Regions from separate parts of the Homo sapiens genome. Here region 2 is linked to region 1. A link is a contact called in ENCODE Hi-C or POLR2A ChIA-PET data. All regions are on one chromosome and are shown on one strand. Each heading gives the region's core, a stretch centred on a gene start or an enhancer-like site at or near the end of the contact. The rest is flanking DNA. Distances are from core to core; before and after follow the strand shown. Region 1 holds the start of DNAJC13 (DnaJ heat shock protein family (Hsp40) member C13). Region 2 holds the start of IFT122 (intraflagellar transport 122).

Region 1 (5,677 bases), core at 2,150-4,649:
TGGCTCCTGTACCTATTGTAATGATCGTAAATAAACTGAATAAAATCTTTTTTGTGGGGAGCAGGGGGTACAGGGTCTTTCTCTGCTGCCCAGGCAGGAGTGCAGTGGCACAATTATAGCTCACTGTAACCTCGAACTCCTGGGCTCAAGAGATCCTCTCACCTCAGCCTCCTGAGTAACTAGCACTACAGGGGCATGCCCCCATGCCCAGATAATGCTTTTATTTTTATTATTTTGTAGCAATGGGGTCCCACTACATTGCATAGGCTGGTCTCAAACTCCTGGCCTCAAGTGATCCTCCTGACTTGGCCTCCCAAAGCCTTGGGATTACAGGTGTCAGCCATCATGCTCAGCCTATTACCAAGCTTTAACAAGTATCATTAAATAATACTTTTTTTTTTTTTGAGAGTTTCACTCTTGTTGCCCAGGCTGGAGTGCAGTGGCACCATCTCGGCTCACTGCAACCTCCCCCTCCCAGGTTCAAGTGATTCTCCTGCCTCAGCATCCCGAATAGCTGGGATTACAGGTATGCACCACCAGGCCCGCCTAATTTTTTTATATTTAGTAGAGACGGGGTTTCATCATGTTGGCCAAGCTGGTCTCAAACTCCTGACCTCAGGTGATCCACCCGCCTCAGCCTCCCAAAGTGCTGGGACTACAGGCGTGAGCCACCGTGCCCGGCCTAAATATTTTTTTCTTTTAACACGTGTAATCAATATAAAAATTGCTAATGCAACATTTTACATTTTTTTGTAACAATTTTAATTTTTATTCTGTGTTCAGTAGCCACATAGGGCTAGTGGCTACTGTACTGAAAACATAGTTCAAGCATTGTTGAGTGGTATGAGTTCTTAAGGATTTACTTTGGATCTGGGCATTGATATAATTAGGAAGGTCAATTTAGCAGCAATGGGAATTAGATAAGCAAGTGTTTGACATTCTTGTGGGCTCTCTAAAGTCTTAGATCACTCCAGCCTTGTATGCTAACTTTGGAGACTGATAAAGGCTATTGGTGCCTAAAAGGCTGTGAAATGTATTTTTTAAAAAGCTGTGAAATATTTTAAGTGTACATCACATAATTTAGATTGTAAATTTGATACATCTGCACTATGAAAGTGTCAGAAACGCTAGTGCAAACTTTAATTATGAATAAAAAGACAAATCCAGAAAAAGAAGTGTGCATTTGTCACTCTTAAAAAAGAGTTGGGTGGGGAAAGGATCCAACTGATTTAACCTAATAGGGAAAGAAGAGACAAGTCCTACTCTCCCTGACTCTTGTATTTTGTTGTGGCATTTTAAGAAGGATCCAATTGTATGGATCCAATTAAAAGCAACCAGTGGTTGTGAAAAGGCTTGAAACTACATCTTGTGAACAATGGTTGAAAGTACTTTGAATATGGTTTCTTAAAATGAGTATCTGTAGCAGGGGTAGTTAGAAGGATATGCACGGGAGAGGGAGTGGGAAAGGGTGATAAGCTGTACTGATAAGTGCTTAAATGAATGTCACATACAAGAAGAAAAGAGCAAGAAACAAAGACAAAATAACTACTCATAGAAGAGAGTGCAAGTTGGCTGAATACAAGGAAAATGGCTTATAAAAATGCAATGGAAAAAGATGTCTTGTGAGGCAATTTTGCACTACAGAGGATGGGGACAATTCATGATGCCTAAGGCTCCTCTCAACACGAGAATTGATTTTATTGGTCTCAAATATTGAACAGAGAGGCAGTGTGGAGGTTGAACAGTTCACTGGCCTTGATGTTACAGGCAGGCCCTGTGTCTTAATCTTGGCTCAACCTTTAGGAGTTAGGTCACCTTTAGCAAGTCTCCTGGACTCTCTGGGTCTGCTGCTTCTCTAAAATCGAAATAATATACCCCACATTTACTTTTGGGATTACTGGAAGGCTTTGTAACCACATAAACACGTTTCTGTTTCCATGGGATAAGCCAATAAGGCCCCTTAACACAGCCCTCCTGTTTCTTTTTCCTCCTCCTCCCTTCCTACTCTATTTCGGGTTCTGTCTTCCCACACCCAGCTATTCCTAGTACCTTCCCTTACATGCACCTTATCTTACTGCTGCATTACAGAAAAGTCTAAGGATAAACACAAATAGTCTTTTTCCGCCCTAAGGTAGGGCAAAGGGTTAATAGAATCAAGAGGTAAAGTCTGTAAAAACCATTTTTCCACATTTTTTCATCCTGCAATCGCTGTCTATAAAATGAGCCAACTTGCTGAAGGGGACGCCAAGAAATCACAATTTCAGGACTGCCATGAAGAATGAGTATTCAACTCCTTATCAGAGACCTTTAACCCTTATACAATAATGTATCCATGCAGGTCACCCTACACTGCCTCTACTCTGAAGTCTGCAGCAGAATCACTATTTTTTTTTTAATCACTAATTTTTAAACTGTGGTCTTTACGGCTCAGATCTGGGAGTGGACATTGACCTTTCTTATTTAAACCATTGCCCACAGATAACACATAATTTCTAGCCGAATCCTTTAGTCCCAATATCCCCTCTTTTCACTGCCCTGACTTCCCTCTCAGGTGAGGTTCAGGAAGATGGTTATCTAGAGGGCACAGGTTCTGGGTTCAAATTACTTGGGTGCAAACATGAAATCCACTACTCTGAGGCTGGGCCTCAACTTATCTGCAAAACGAGGATGATTCGTATCTCAGAGAGTTGAAGATTAAGCAGCTTTAAGTAAACTTCTAAACACTTGATCCGGACACAATAAATGGGGCTACCAGAACTATCTTTCCAGCATTCCCACCTGCAAATGCCTTAGGCGTCTCTGAGAATTTGGTCTCTGAGACCTTCCAGAGCATCCATAACTTAAACCCTGCTCTGCTGTCGTTCAGGACGTCTCAATAGTAAATGAACCTGCTGGCTCCCAATCCAGCCAAACCAGGAGATAGGCTGAGGCTTCAGACTGCCTCGCAGATGCTCCATGGCACTTGACGGCAAGAGCTAAAAAGAGGTGATTTAAAACAAGATTTCCTCGGACTTAAAGCTTAAGTACCGGGTTGCGACCCTACTCTCCGCAGGACATAAGCGGAGGGGCGCGGCCCTAAGGCACACGCCGGAGGGGCGTGGTCATGGGCACCCGCCGGAGGGGCGTGGTCATGGGCACCCGCGCGCGCCCAGGGGCGTGTCCTTTTCAGCACCCACCGAGGCGCCAGCCCCCTGACGCGCTGCGTGGAATCCAAATCCCACGGCCGGTGTCGTTACTCTGCGCATGTGTAGCTGCTGGGGGCTGGCCGGAGGAAAGCAGAATTTCAGGGAAAGAACGATCGGGACGGGGAGGACGGGGAGGGCGGGGCAGAAGACGGAAGAGTTGAAATCAGCTGACTGGGTCTCGTGACAGCCTGGGCGGTGGCGACGCAGGCGTATTAGAGCGCGCTCGCTCAAAGCCTGAGCGAAGATGGCGGCCTCCAGAGTGAAACTCTGAGAGGCAGAGGGAGGAGGCGGAGGGGGCGGGGAGGCAGCGCCGCGGCGGCACCAGGAACCCGCGGCAGCGGAGCTGCAGGGCCCCGGCGGGGGAAAGGGGAAGTGGTGAGGGTGAGGAGGCCGGAGGGCGCCTCATCCCACTCTGGAAGCTGAGCCGGCGGCGGGAGGAGCTAGGGCTGGAGCCTCTCCAGCCTCCCGCGAAGGTAAAGCCGACTCCGGGCACTGGGCTCTGGGGCTCTGCCTTACTCCCTTCCCACGCCGTGGGGACTTTGTGGGGCTCAGGGCAGGGAAAACGGGGTGGTCTTGGCTGCTGCAGCCTGCAGCTGCTAAGGAAGCAGATTACCCTTCCCCCAGGCTGCTGGTCTGGTTCCTTTCGTTGGACGCCCCCCCGGCTTTGAGTGACATTAGCTCAGGGCGCTGCCCTGTCCAGCCCCACCCCTTTTTTTTGCTTGTTTTATACCTAGTACGCTCCTCCACTCGCCTTAACATATCCTTACCCCACAGGCTCTTCATTCCCTTGTGGGTTCCGCCCTCGGGATTCCCTTCCAGTCTCCTAGTCTGAGCACCCTTCCTGCTGGATGCCGGCAACTCTTGTTTCCTTGGGTCAGCGACCCTCCTTCCGAACAAGTCCTGCAGACTGACTTTCTTTGCTTTGTTTCGTTTTGTTAGGAAATGAGCATCCGCGTCGTCTGTTCTCCAGTACTTTTTCTAAAATCATTTTCTCCCCTAAGGCTTTTCCTTCCTGCAAGGCAGCTTATTCACGTGGCCTTTCCTCCGCTGCTGTGATTTTATCTTTGAATGTGGCCTTTGGAGTGGGTAAAGTAGGACTTAGACGCTCAGTGAAGTGGCTGTTAATCACTTGATACTTAACTATGTTTAAGAGTGCCTTCCCTTAAATTTTCTCCTTTTGTAGCGTGTTCCGTTAACCACGTTTGTCTTAAGATTGTTTCCTGTGTCCGTTGCTTAGAGGGGGGAAAAAAGTAAAGATTTCACCCTAATGTGGCGGTGGTCTCCCAAAGTAATTATTTCTCATTTTCCCTCTGCTTTTCCCTTTTACGTTATTCTGATTTCCCTCAAAAAGGAGGTTCTGTACCTGATGCTGTTGCGTCCTCTATGAAGGGCTTTATAGTGTACAGTTATGTTGAGCCTTTTGTAATACAGTGTCTTGGGGAAAAAAGTAGAAGTTCAGAACCTGCCCCCAGTAATTCTTTCTTACTATATTTTCTTTCTCAGTTTATGGACTTGATAGGTTTCTAGGTTTGAAACTACTGCCTGCAGGGAAAATTACAGTGATAAGGTTTTATAATATATTACCAGTACTTTGAGTTTATGGGAGTATGAAACAGAATTTGCCTTAAAAAAATAAATTTATAGAAACCACTTGTCAGAAATTCGGTATCCAGAACACAGTTCTTTGATTTTTGGAAAGTACTTTATTGGCTTATCTATCATATAACGTAAAACCTTGTTCACATTTTGTGTAATGTGAAACGCTTTTTAAGCTACTATATCTCAGACTTGGCTTGTGCTGTTAGTATCACAATGCATTCAGGCAACACACGTCCTTGTGTAGAAATTATTACATTATACTCCTTGTTTGAAAACAGGAAGTAGAACATATTAAGGGAGGAAAAGAGGAGTCAGAGGATTATTAAGAAATAAGAATGTAAAGAACCTTAAGGCTAGAGTTCAGTTCATGGAAAATATCAGCATTTGTATTCCACTGAGAGGCAATGAATATTCCTCTTTTTCTAAAGTGGTAGTAATAAATAGTCTAAAATATATTAATGTTATATATTGTTAACAAGCTTAGTTGTAAACAAAATACTTAAGCTAAAAAATAAAATATTAATAAGTGAATGAATTGTTTGGAATAATTTAACTTTATCCACAAATAAATAGAAGATGGTTGCCTTGCCCAGGTGGACTGTAACAATACTGGCTTTATTAAATTTGTTAAAAGGTTGATAGTGGAGTCCGGTTCTCAATAGGTCCCAAATTAGGGTTGAAATTGAAAAGATGTGTTTTAACTAATTTGGCTTCATTCCTCAACCAGTTCTGTTTACACAGGTGAATATGAGGTTTCTGCTACACATACCTTTCCCCTGCTTCTGATTGAGGTACTTTAAATTAGTAATTGAAACAAGGCTGTGCAGATAAACTGCAGCACAAATTTGGTTGCTACAAATAGGTTTTGGCCTAAATGTTCACTGTAAAACATG
Region 2 (5,677 bases), core at 1,365-3,864, 3.0 Mb before region 1:
CAATGGTTTTATGGTAAAAATATAAAGAAGCTAAGATTCCTGCTATGCTCCCACTACCTGCCCAGACAAAATCATTTGGCTGTACTATCTTTACCATCTTATATGCTTACCTGATAAAGTACACATCAAATCTTCCTGCTGTCTTCCCAAATAACCTTTGCTTCACAACTCTTTCCCATCCACATGGGACAGACTTACGGCATTCTGTTCCTGCAGTAGCACCAAACTGAGCAGAAGCGATGGGTTCTTGTAGCAAGGGATTACATTCACTGCTTCTTTTTATCATCATTTGTTCCTCATCTTCTCCCACTCTTTCCAATTCCATAGCAACATCTTCTTTGCTGGAAAAACAAAGTCTAAGTGATTAACTTATTTAAAATTTATCTTCCACTGCCTACTCAGTTTTAATCCATGACAATGCAGGAACCACATAGATTATCCATATTAAAATGAGGGAGATTAAAGTCAGTGTGGACCAGTCTTGTGCTATGGGAGTATTTTCCTGTCTTCCAAAAGCTTCCCATATCCTCTAGCACAGGTTAAAAGGTGTTGGAAATCTCTGCACAACAAAAAAGTCAAGCTAGAAACTTTTCGGATTAATCACTGAGTAGGGCTATTATAAAGATTTCTGGGGGCACTTACCATAAATTTGAGAATATGAACCAATAGCTAAGCTCTTAAGCACCAGAAAATGCTTAAATAAATCAGTGAGTTACACTGTCTTCTCTGCAAATAAATGAGGTAAAAGTTTTACATAATGTAAAATTTCTGGGAGAGAGTGTGTATCACTTTCATCAGATGTAATCCTCCAGAAGGTAAATAATTTGATACAGAATTTTTGAATCTTCTTCATTCTTGATCCTCATGGTAACCTTGTAGGTACAATAAGGTTTACTCTCAATTTATTGATAAAATTGAGTGACAGGTTAAATTACTTGCAGAACAGACACGAGAACCCAAGTCTACCAAATCTTGGTCTAATACTTCTCCCCCATACTGTTATTGAAAAAAGCTGGCAAGGCAAGGTGGCTCATTCCTGTAATGCTAGCACTTTGGGAGGAGGAAGTGGGAAGATCACCTGATCCCAAGAGTTTGAGACCAGCCTGGAGAGCACAGTGAGATCCTCGTCTTTGCAAAAAATGAAAAAAAAAACCCAAAAAAACAAAAAAAAACAAGCAACCGGGCGTGGTGGAGCATACCTGTGGTCCCAGCTACTAAGGAGGCCGGGGTAGGAGGACTGCTTAAGTCCGGCAGGTCAAGGCTTCAGGGAGCTATGATTGTGCCACTGCACTCCAGCCTGGGTGACAGAGCGAGACCTCATCTCAAAAAAAAACCCACTAAACTAAAACTTCATTAAAGTTCCAATGTGTCTTCTATGATGAAAACATACTTTTAAAATTAAAAAAAAAATTTCAGTAAAGTGTATCCTAATCACTAAACCACAGATTGTAAAAGGTGGATGGGTCTAGAGAGATCATTTAACCCAAGTTCTTTTCTACAAATAGGGAAACTGCAAGAACTAGAATTAGAATCAAGGTTTTCTGATGTAATTTGGGGTAAAATAATTTTGAGGAGCTGGATGGATCTTATGAAATGATATTGTTTACAATTTTAGAGATAAAAATACTGAAGCCTGGTGGAATCAGCACAAACTCTTAAGAGACTGGGGCTCAAATTCCAGCTCTACCAGCTGTAAGTTTAGCAGCAAGTTACTTAACATCTCAAAGTCTCGGTAAAAGACTCTGTAAAAAGAAGGTGATGCCTCTTTCAAAGTAGTTCTTAGTATTAAATTTTGAAAAAAGTAGGTAAATCTTAACCTCCTATCACACACGTAGTCTAATGACTTCCTAGGATCCTCCAACCCCAAGGGGACCTCTTTCACAAAACCTCCCGGCTCCCCCCCAGTCTCCCTAGTCATCTTAGATGAGGAAGTCGAGCGCACCCCAGGGCTGATCGCACAGGAAGAGCACCTGGGCTCCAGACCCTAGTAACTAAACCCGTGGGCTTCGAGGTTTCTGCCGACCCTCTGTCAAAGGTTAGAAAGGCCCACACACTGTCCACTCTCCCGATACCATTTTACAGGTGGTGAAACTGAGGCCCAAAAGGGGACAGTAACTTACCGGAGGTCATTCGGCGGGTCTGGGACTAGGCGCTCACTAGAGGTGACGGTGGGGGCAGCTCCGCGGTCCCCCAGACTCAGACTCTCCAGCCCAGTCGTGCCCATCGAGCAGGGTCCGGCTGCAGCAACGAGCCCAGCGCCGCAACGCCCAGGGTGTGGGGCGGAGTAAGATGTGAAACCTCTTCAGCTCACGGCACCGGGCTGCAACCGAGGTCTGAATGTTGCGAAAGCGCCCCAGACGCCGCCGCTGCTTTCCGGCCGCCCCCTCGGCTACAGCCGCCATTTCCACGCTCCACCAATCAAATCCATTCTCGAGGAAGACGCACCGCCCCCACACGCCCCGACCAATCGCTCGCGCTCTGGTTGCGCTGGCGCCTTAGGGGCTCCAGTGCCACCATTGCTTTTGCTGCTTTTCTGGCTTTCCCTTTCGGACATGCGCGCTCGGAGCAAGGCGCCCTCGCACTCAGCTTACCGCGCATGTACGTTGCCAGGGGTAACGCAGGTAGCCAAAGTGGCTTGTGGAGTGGCGACCGTTAGTGAGGCGGTTGCTGAGACAGACGCTGAGGCGGGTAGGAGGAGCCCGAGCCGTAAGGGAAGCCGTGATGAGGGCCGTGTTGACGTGGAGAGATAAAGCCGAGCACTGGTGAGGAGCGGGGCGGTTCGCGAAGAGCAGGAGGTCGAGTCCTCGCGGGGAGTGCGCGAGCCGCTGCAGCGTGTTTGAGGGGGGCAGCGGGCTTGCTGCCTGGGCCGAGGGCACTGAACCCCGGCCTGGGAGACTGCAGGGTCGCCCTCCCGCCCCTTGGCGGTTGGAGAAACTCCCGAGGGTTGGAGAGCGGCAAAGGGAGGTGCCGCGCCTGAGGTGGTGGCGGGTGGAGGCGGCTCTTCCCTCACGGTCTGGCCCTGTCGCTGCCTTGGATTCATCTCACACCCACGAGACAGCACGAAGCTGCTCAAGCTTCACAGTTCTTGCCACATCCACATAGTACCCATACTCTTGTTTTCTTGACGTTTTTCTCTAAATTGTCTCATTTATTTTAATTATGATTTCACATTTTACAAGGAAACTTTATTACTCCATTTATGAAAACCAGTGTCACTTGCTCTAAATGTTAAGATAAAATCAGCGTCGCTTGCTCTAAGTGTAAAAGTAAAACTTAAAGTAGGGAGAAACAAAACTGAACAAGCTGTAGCTAGCTATTGTTGCTAGGGAGCCTTTAAACCTGAGATCTCGTTTCTCTAAAACTGGAGATGGGCAGGTATGATCAGAAAGGTGCTCAAAATGAGCACCAAACACAAGCTCTCCTAATTGGGAAGTCTGAAAAAGAACTGAAGGGGAATGACTTTGTCACCTTTTGATTCAGTTATTTAATGTCCTATTCCATTGTTATCGCCTAAATCTATAACATAGCAGTCTGTTTTGTCATATTCTTACTTATGGGATAGGTCTTGGCCTGACTTTGAAAATCATTCAGCATTGTTGTGAAGCCTCTGTTCTGGCCACTGGAGCAGGTTACTTGTCTTTGGTTCTGTCCCTTCTGAGATCTTTCTCTGTGTAAAGCATGCCGTCTCTCCTCATCTCACACGGAAATCCTGAACATCCTTCAAGGCTCACGTTGGAGACGGGTCCTCTCTTTTGTGTTCGGCACTAGTGGTAGCTGACACTATGTGCCAGGTGCTGGCTAAGCACTTCATATCCTTTATCTCGTTGTGTCTTCACCACTCTCTAAGGTAGGTACTATAATTTCCTCTATTTTATGTATGAGGAAACTGAAGCCCAGAGAGGGTGGATAATTTGCCAGCGTCACACAGTGAGGGGTGGAACCAGCTTTCAAGCTCAGGTCTTCCTCACTCCAACGTCAACGCTCTCAGCCACTACATTAATTTTTCCTTATGTTACAGACGTGGCAAACTCAAATGTCTGCAGGAGACAGGCAGGTAACATAAATGGGAGATGTTTATTTGCATCTTCAACACTAGGAATTGTATGTTTTCCCTAGGAATAGTCTTGTATTCTGTACCCCATTTTTCTTGAAACACAGCCGTATCAGTGAATCTTTCATTTGTACTTTTAATAGAGATTTGAGTTTTAAAAAATCATTTTACTTTTAACTTTATTATAAACGTACCTATAGCACAAGCTGATGATAGCTGGCAACTGAACATTTGGCTTCAATGTCAGAGTAATAGAGTGTGGCAAACTGCAGAGCTCATGCTCGGCCTAAAAGGGGCAGCTGCTGCTCAGCTCCTGCCAATTACCACCATGCAGGAATTTGGCCTAGTGTGCTCAGCTCTTCCTGTTTTTACCAGAAGCTAGGAATCTGGGTTTTTATGTGAAATGGCCTAATTTTTAAATGTTAGCATCCACTCTGAAAAAAAAACAAAACACCGTGTGGGCCAAATAAAACATTTGCTGGCCGAATGCAGCCTGATTTGCTCTGTTTTCAACCCCTGGCACAGAATTTTGTTCATTTCTCTCTTGTGGTACTTCCAGAGTCTGTTGAGCATAAGAGTTAATTTTTTAAATCTGTTTAATTCAGAAGTCTAATAAACCCGTTAAAGGCAATGGCTATGTCTTACTCGTTTCCAAATTATTCTAGAGACAGGTCAGTGGTTGTTGTTACTATGGATAGTAATAAAATACTAGATATATATAAAACGAAATACTGTGGGTAGATGTATTCATACGTGAATGAATGATGAATAAAGATTGGTTTTCTGGTTTTTGGCCCATTACAGATTTGAGACAACCTATTAGGATAAGGGATGTAGGGGTTCTATAGACCATCAATCCTGATGGCTGCTAGATATACCAGCTGATAGCCCAGAATGAAAACAAAACAAAAAACTAAACAAAAAAAAAAAAGACAGTAGAACTAAAAAAATCCTAGATGTCAAAGATTAGTCCTCCACATCCAAATCAGCCATTGTCTCCCGGTCTGCTCCTTTGCTTCTATTTTAACCTTCACATAGCAGCAGGAACTCTGTTTTTTTAAGACCTGCTGCTGTGATCCTGTTACTCTACTTCTCATAAACCTAGAGTGATTCCCAATTACTTTCCATGTCAAGTCGTGCATTTTGCTAGAGGGTCCTCCTGACCCTCCTCCCCATCAGGCTTGCAACATTTAAATTTATACTTTTAGGTTGAGCTGAAAACTCTATTTTTCTACCCGAAGATCCTTCCCAAATGCTCCCTTATTCTATGAACTCCCTAGTTTTCTCCTTTAAATGCACAGCTCCAGGTTCATCTCAACCAGGATGTCTTATTAGGCTAGCCCACTGTATTCCAATCAGGCTAGCATCTGCTGTAACTCTCCATTCATGCCAGCTAGTATTTACTGAGTACTTGCTATAGGCCACATGTCCACATGTCTTTATAGGTGTTATCATGTTTAATCTCTACAACATGTGAGGTTGGAATTTTCATCTCATTTAAAGATGAAGAAATTGAGATTTAATGAGGTGACATAAGTTACCTAAGATTACAAAATGAGTAAGTGGGGCTGGGTCAGATGATGCAGGAATTGGAGAGGCACTGTGGGACATTGGTTTACAGTGAGG

What was found. A loop is a pair of places that touch in the nucleus more often than their neighbours do. ChIA-PET counts read pairs that join two places held with the same protein, here RNA polymerase II (POLR2A). Pooled maps may share reads with other maps.
Region 2: a loop to region 1 is called in a map of naive thymus-derived CD4-positive, alpha-beta T cell, with 29 times the contacts of the local background. The contact joins the promoter of IFT122 here to the promoter of DNAJC13 in region 1. A Hi-C loop is called at or near these places in 2 of 168 maps with a recorded cell type or tissue (both naive thymus-derived CD4-positive, alpha-beta T cell) and 13 of 50 pooled maps. POLR2A ChIA-PET finds 5 or more read pairs at or near these places in 1 of 52 experiments (common myeloid progenitor, CD34-positive).

What each region holds. Positions count from the first base shown.
Region 1 is chr3:132,414,103-132,419,779 of GRCh38, forward strand. DNAJC13 (DnaJ heat shock protein family (Hsp40) member C13) reads left to right here and starts at 3,400. Exons shown (of 56, transcript NM_015268.4): 1 at 3,400-3,658. RefSeq lists silencers at 3,090-3,189, 3,470-3,609 and enhancers at 3,640-3,789, 3,729-4,264.
Region 2 is chr3:129,437,610-129,443,286 of GRCh38, forward strand. IFT122 (intraflagellar transport 122) reads left to right here and starts at 2,615. Exons shown (of 30, transcript NM_052989.3): 1 at 2,615-2,762. The coding sequence starts at 2,722. MBD4 (methyl-CpG binding domain 4, DNA glycosylase) reads right to left here and starts at 2,339. Exons shown (of 8, transcript NM_001276270.2): 1 at 2,121-2,339; 2 at 111-341. The coding sequence starts at 2,224. RefSeq lists enhancers at 2,169-2,248, 2,339-2,478, 2,679-2,888, 3,039-3,088, 3,119-3,168 and 1 more.